Regions from separate parts of the Homo sapiens genome. Here region 2 is linked to region 1. A link is a loop called in an ENCODE intact Hi-C map of the cell type or tissue named here. Cell type or tissue: B cell. All regions are shown on one strand. Links, peaks and the distances in the headings refer to the core of each region. The heading gives the core; the rest is flanking DNA. Region 1 holds the start of EIF3J (eukaryotic translation initiation factor 3 subunit J). Region 2 has its middle 2.8 kb from the start of MAP1A.

Region 1 (2,904 bases), core at 93-2,592:
AATATTTCCTTAGGTGTCGTATGTGTGTAGTTGAGTAACTGTCGTCTCTCCATTTCTCAGGTCACGGTGTGAACTACCTGGGTTTCTGTCCACTAACTGCGGGCTATCTCAGTGGTCAGTTCATTCTTTTTACCACAGGGTGGGGGAAGGGAGAGCCAAAAGTTATTTCCCTTTACTGTTTCTAGCTGTCTCGTGTGGGAAAAAAAGGTTGAAATTCAACTACAATATTTCACTCATCTAATCCCTCGAACAAACTGTATAAGTAGACCTCAGGGTCATAAATGAGTTACTGGCCCTGGGCTGACTTGAGCTCGAAAAGACAGGCGAGTCTCAAGGCTTTCCATATGGATAAGCTACAAGGCTCAATTCCCAACTTCCCGGTCTCATTCCTGCGAGAGGCTCCGGACCGCGAAGCTTGCACGTGGGCCGACCCGGCCGATGCTGTCACCTTTCGTCGCCAGCCGGCGGGTGGGATCCACGCCGGAGAGCAGACTCTCAACCGGCGAGGGAGTCCGGGAGGCCACGCTGCCAGTCTTCGGCCCACACATGGCCGGCAAGCGGAGGGGAAGAGAGCACCGCCAGGCCCTATGCTCGCGCCTGGACCCACGGCCCGCAGGCCCCGGCAGCGACCCGGGGCCCAGAGTCGGCCGGCAACAGCGCCAGCCCGCTTCCGCGCTGCCCGGCGCCCTAGCCCGCACCCACCTTGACGTCCTCGTCCTCGTCCTCGCCTTCCCAGCGGTCCCCGCCGGCAGTGCCGCCGCCCCCCACCTTCCGCACTGGGTCTTCCACGGAGAAAGCGTCGGCGTCTACGGAAGAAAGCGAGCCGTGTTAGTGCCTGCCACTGCGTGGGGCCGGCGCCGGCCCGGGCCCTGCCCCAGCAACTTCTCCTCACCCCAGGAGTCCGAGTCCCCCGCCGCCGCCGCCGCCGCCGCCATCTCGAGCCGGGTGTGAGCGTGTGTGAGAGGGAGAGCTAGCGAGGAGTTAGCACGGCGGAGGTGAGTCACTGGGTTTGCTCTCGTTGACCGGCGCGGAGCAGGATGGGACCGTGGCTGACTGTGCGCCGAGCCGAGGCCACGCCCCCTCAGGCGGCGGCGGCGACGCGCGCGGGTAAGAAGTGGGCGGGGAACGCGGTCGGTGGCGCTGCGGGGCTGAGGGAGAGGCGGAGGGGGGGGCGGAGGGGGGCGGAGGGAGGGGCGGAAAGAGCAGAGGGAGGGGCACAGGGGGCTGAGGAGTGCTGGGTCGGGCTTCCAGCTCCCTACAACGCAGACCAGTACTGGAGTTCGTGGTGCTGGAAGACCGCCGCCCGACTCTGGGCCCCGGGTAGGAAACGTAAGTGCCAGGAAGTTAGCAGAGTGGTTCTTTGGCTGGCGCCTGAACCTCGCCAGTCTTCGTCGCCCCTCCCCTGCCAACGCCTACCCCGCTTCGACCGGAGGGTGCGCTGTCCCTCTGGTCACTGTGATCACCGTCCATGGCCGCCTGCGGATACCCACGCCGTGCTCAGAAGAGGGCTCTGAGGCCACGCCCGCCTGTGGGGTCGGTGGCCGGGCTTCCGGGACCCCAGAGGGAGTCGTCGCGCGCTAGGTGGAGGGGACCCCTCTGGAATCCGGCGATCCCCGGGCGCAGATGCAGGAGCGGGTGGGGAGAGCCGCGTTCCTGGCATGTTTGCCTCGAGTTAGTCACGAAGGAATCGAAGAGAGCCTTAGTCTTCGAGGCTTTTCCCTTCCTGTGAGCCCCTTTGAGGCCAGCACATTGATTTTTTTTTCTTTCGCAGAACAATTTCGGACCTCCTGGGGTCTATGCTAGGTATGAGGTGTATCTTTGCCCTCCATCAAGTAGCAAAGATGGACATGTAAACAAATTTCGACACTGTGATGACTGCCACAAAAAGCAGCATTATGAGGTTGAATGTAAAAGGATAACCTTAGCGGCGGCGGGGGCCGGAGGATGAAGGAAGGCTTCCTGAGGTAGGCGCTGGTTGAAACTGAAGTTGGAGAGAGCAAGTGGCATTTGCTGAAGTGCATTTCCGGTAGAAAACTCCAGTGGTCCCTCACCTGACTGAGTGGCGCAGTCAGAGATAAATGGAACAGGTACACTGACCAGAAAGGGCAAGATGGGCTAAACTTCGCCGTTGGGCCACTGGGCTCCCCCGCAGGATTTTAAAGAGCTAGCCAGTAGATGGATTTTGTTTTTGTTATTTTCGCAATTTATTTTCAAATATGTAATACGCGAACTTGGTACAACATTCATGTGATAAAAAGGTAGATACGTGGGCAGGACGCGGTGGCTCACGCCTGTAATCCCAGCATTTTGGGAGGCCGAGATGGGCGGATCATTTGCTGTCAGGAGTTCGAGACCAGCCTGGCCAACATGGTAAAACCCCACCTCTACTAAAAATACAAAAATCACCTGGGCGTGGTGGCGGGCGCCTGTAATCCCCACTACTAGGGAGGCTGAGGCAGGAGAATCGCTTGAACCCGGGAGGCGGAGGTTGCAACAGTGAGCCGAGATCGCGCCACGGCTCTCCAGCCTGGGCGACAGTTAGACCCGTCTCAAAAAAAAAAAAAAAACAAAAAAGGTAGATACAACGATCAGCTGCTCCGCTCCGTTCTTTCTAGTGGTAACCATTGTTCCCCCTTTCTGGTGTTATCTTTTCAGAGTCTACAAATAAACATTTTATAAAGATGATCCTTCAATACATATTCTACAGCCCAGTTAAAATGTGAGAGGCCATGATCTACAGACAGCCATTTATAAAGGTGGATCAGGGCCGGACACGGTGGCTCAACGTCTGTAATCCCGGCACTGTGGGAGGCCAAAGCGGGAGGATCGCTTGAGCCCAGGAGTTCGAGACCAACCTGGCCAACATGGTGAGACCCCATCTTTACAAAAAAATATATATATCCA
Region 2 (2,904 bases), core at 128-2,627, 1.0 Mb after region 1:
ACCCCGTTTGGGTAGAAGCGGCCATCTGCAGAGATACACAGGGAAAACCAGGCTGAGTTCTGAGCATCACAAAAGGGAAATACCCCTCTTCTGCAACTTCATCGTTCTTATTTCCTCCCACCTCAAGCCTTCTATCTCCTCCCTGCTTTCTAGGGCTTTCTGGAGTGTGTTAGGAGGGAAACTTAAGTAGACATTTAGTTTACGAACAAAATAACATTTCCCAGACCAATACAGAGCCCACCCATATTCTCAGCTGCCACCCCCAAGGGCCACACCCTGGGCATGGTGCCAACTCACAGTGGAGTTTTCCTTCAGCCTTCACCCTCTGAACAGCTACCCACCACAACCAACTCTCCACCTGCTGTATTCCTAGGCTCTGCTGCAATGAAATGGTGAGATGCCAAAGAAGAAAGAGAGGCTTGAGCTGAGCTACAAAGTAAGATATGAAACCCTGGATTTGAGACTTGATCCACCATTTTACTAATCATGCTGCTAAACAAGAGACTTAACCTCTCTCAGAGCCTACTTCATAAACTATGAAATGAGTATAATATTAGTACCATCCTCCGATAATGCTGTGAGGTTTGAATTGTATAAAAGATGAAAAAAAAGCTTCTTCATTCCTAGACTTCCAAATCTGCAATGTACAAATGCCACTGGAAGTCTTTCTCCCTTTTGTGGAAGATTTCTGAGAGGTCATCTAGGTGATCAAGGAAATCATAAATCAGGATCTCAGACCAGATCAACTCTGGAGTACTCTTAGCTCCCAGGTAAACCCAGAACTAAAGATGCCTGCAGTATGAGATTTGAAGTCCTATTCATGTCCTTGCTTTCCCATTTCAGACAGCAATGCAGACCCCGGTTCCAGGGGTTAATGAGCTGCTGTATTAATTCAGGGTAACTGTTGTATTGGTAGAAGTAATAGAGCTATCACTTCCTAAGTCCGTCAGTGGAAATGGAGAGTCAGACCGAAGGCCTCCAGACTGGTCCCTCAGCCTGTATTTTTATTTATTTATTTATTGAGATGGAGTCTAGCTCTGTCGCCCAGGCTGGACTGCAATGTCATGATCTCAGCTCACTGCAACCTCTGTCTCCTGGGTTCAAGCAATTCTCCTGCCTCCCGAGTAGCTGGGATTACAGGTGTGCACCACCACCCTCGGCTAATTTTTGTATTTTTAGTAGAAGAGGGTTTCAACATGTTGTCCAGGCTGGTCTCAAACTCCTAACCTCAAGTGATCCACCCACCTCGGCCTCCCAAAGTGCTGGGATTACAGGCATAAGCCACCATGCCCGGCCCTGTGTTTTTTAGAGTCTTAGAATATTAGTTATGAATTATAAGCCCCCTTCTATTTCCTATAGGTATCCAATAGTAAAAGAATCAGAGAGTTATTGAAACTCAGTTTTCCACTGTCCTAATTGTTTCTGAATTTGTATTAGAATGCTCGGAAGATCCAGATTTTTTGTAGGGGTTAGAAAGTCACCACTGGAGAGACTACCTGGTGCAAAAATCACCTTTGAAAGCTTTTACCAGACTTGACCACTAGAAGGAGCTGGGCCACTGACTCTTTATCAGAGGGTCCCTTCTTTTCTGTGTGTGGGTATGTCAATGTGGAGGGGGCAGTGCCTAGGAATAAGTGCACTCTCCTTGTCACTGTAGGATACATTTTTGTCTGCTTTCTCAGCATTTTGGCCCAGGGCTTGAGGATAGGTGATAGGAATGGTGGCCCAGCCTGTGGGGTAGTCAAGCCATAAGGCACTAGCATATCCCCTTGAGCTCATCCCAGCTGCCTGGTCCCCTTTGCGTCCTCACTAACAGAAGGCTGGAGGGAGGGGCAGTGTCTGCAGCTGCTCTGGGCTGACTGTTGTTTGTGGGGACAGCTGAAAGAGGAGCCAGCAGGGGTGGGGCTGTGGCTGTCTTGAGCTGTGTGGGTTTTTCCAGGAAATTCTCTACTATTCTCCTGTGACATAGACAGACCATGATAAAAATGTCCAAACCTAAAAATATGCAGTATGCCAAAGTAAGCTCTGATCTAGGGTACATGGCCCTAAGCTCCTTGAGGACACCACAGACAAACTCTTTGATGGAAAGGGCCTAGTAGGTGTTTATATATCAATGCTCATTTCTAAGAAGTGCCTGAGAATAACTATGTTCTCTCTGTAAGTGTCTTCCCAAGTATCGCTGCATCTTAATCTGAAGAATGGCTAAGTACTTTGGTTTAACTTCTTTTCATTTCTTACATTATTCCAGAAAGCAGCCTACTCTCAAGTCTCTGTAGCCAAAAGGACAAGGTTAGAGCATTCAGTGTGAATTATTAACATCAGCAGATAATCCCCAAACTTCTGTTCAGTCATTAATTTCATCCTCTGTCATCCCTGTATCTGGCCTTTCACCAAAGCTCCTAGGAGTACTAAGTGGTAAAACTGCCGATTTTCATCATTAGGGATAAATGGAGGAAGCCATGACATGAGTAATTCTAAACAGAAACATTCTCAAAAGAGTGAGTAGCCTGCTTTACAGGAAGCCAGTCACATCAGGAAGATGTCAGCCTCACATATATTAATATAAAATTGCTGTATATATTCCTAGGCTAATGGAGCTTTAGTCATATTAGCCTTATTTTCTCCAACTTCCTAGCAGCATCTATAAGTATCAGTGATCAGGAAGTGATCAAAGATTTGGCAGTTAGGAGCAGTGGAAAAGGAGGAGAGATAATTAAGGAAAGGTGACTACTATACTGAGTAATTGAGAATTATCTGTATAAGACATGAATTCAATCATTCAGTTGCAGTGGCTGTTGACCTGGATGGATTTTATATTCCACTAAGCTGATGGATTGGTGTGTCAACATTTTCCAGTAACATGACTAGATGCCTAGCTCCTTTTTCTTTTTTTTTTTTTCCTGA

What was found. Peaks named below come from ENCODE experiments on the same cell type or tissue, not always from the same donor. Only the 100,000 strongest peaks of a DNase experiment are listed, where the experiment ranks them.
Region 2: a loop joins it to region 1, with 11 times the contacts of the local background. A loop is called at or near these places in 2 of 110 quality-filtered maps.

What each region holds. Positions count from the first base shown.
Region 1 is chr15:44,535,226-44,538,129 of GRCh38, reverse strand. It overlaps EIF3J (eukaryotic translation initiation factor 3 subunit J), which reads right to left and starts at 983. Exons shown (of 8, transcript NM_003758.4): 1 at 893-983; 2 at 703-806. The coding sequence starts at 935. EIF3J-DT (EIF3J divergent transcript) reads left to right here and starts at 1,207. Exons shown (of 2, transcript NR_034170.1): 1 at 1,207-2,087; 2 at 2,656-2,904. RefSeq lists silencers at 481-530, 551-860, 1,051-1,220 and enhancers at 1,391-1,840, 1,528-2,315. In B cell, for the core only: a CTCF peak has its summit at 1,437; a DNase peak (open chromatin) is centred at 1,059; H3K4me3 peaks cover 2,035 bases; H3K27ac peaks cover 1,960 bases.
Region 2 is chr15:43,513,326-43,516,229 of GRCh38, reverse strand. It overlaps a transcript of MAP1A not described here. Among named protein-coding and RNA genes, the nearest start is that of MAP1A, 2.8 kb to the left of the region's middle. In B cell, for the core only: a CTCF peak has its summit at 1,549 (motif pointing right); a DNase peak (open chromatin) is centred at 1,559; H3K27me3 peaks cover 947 bases.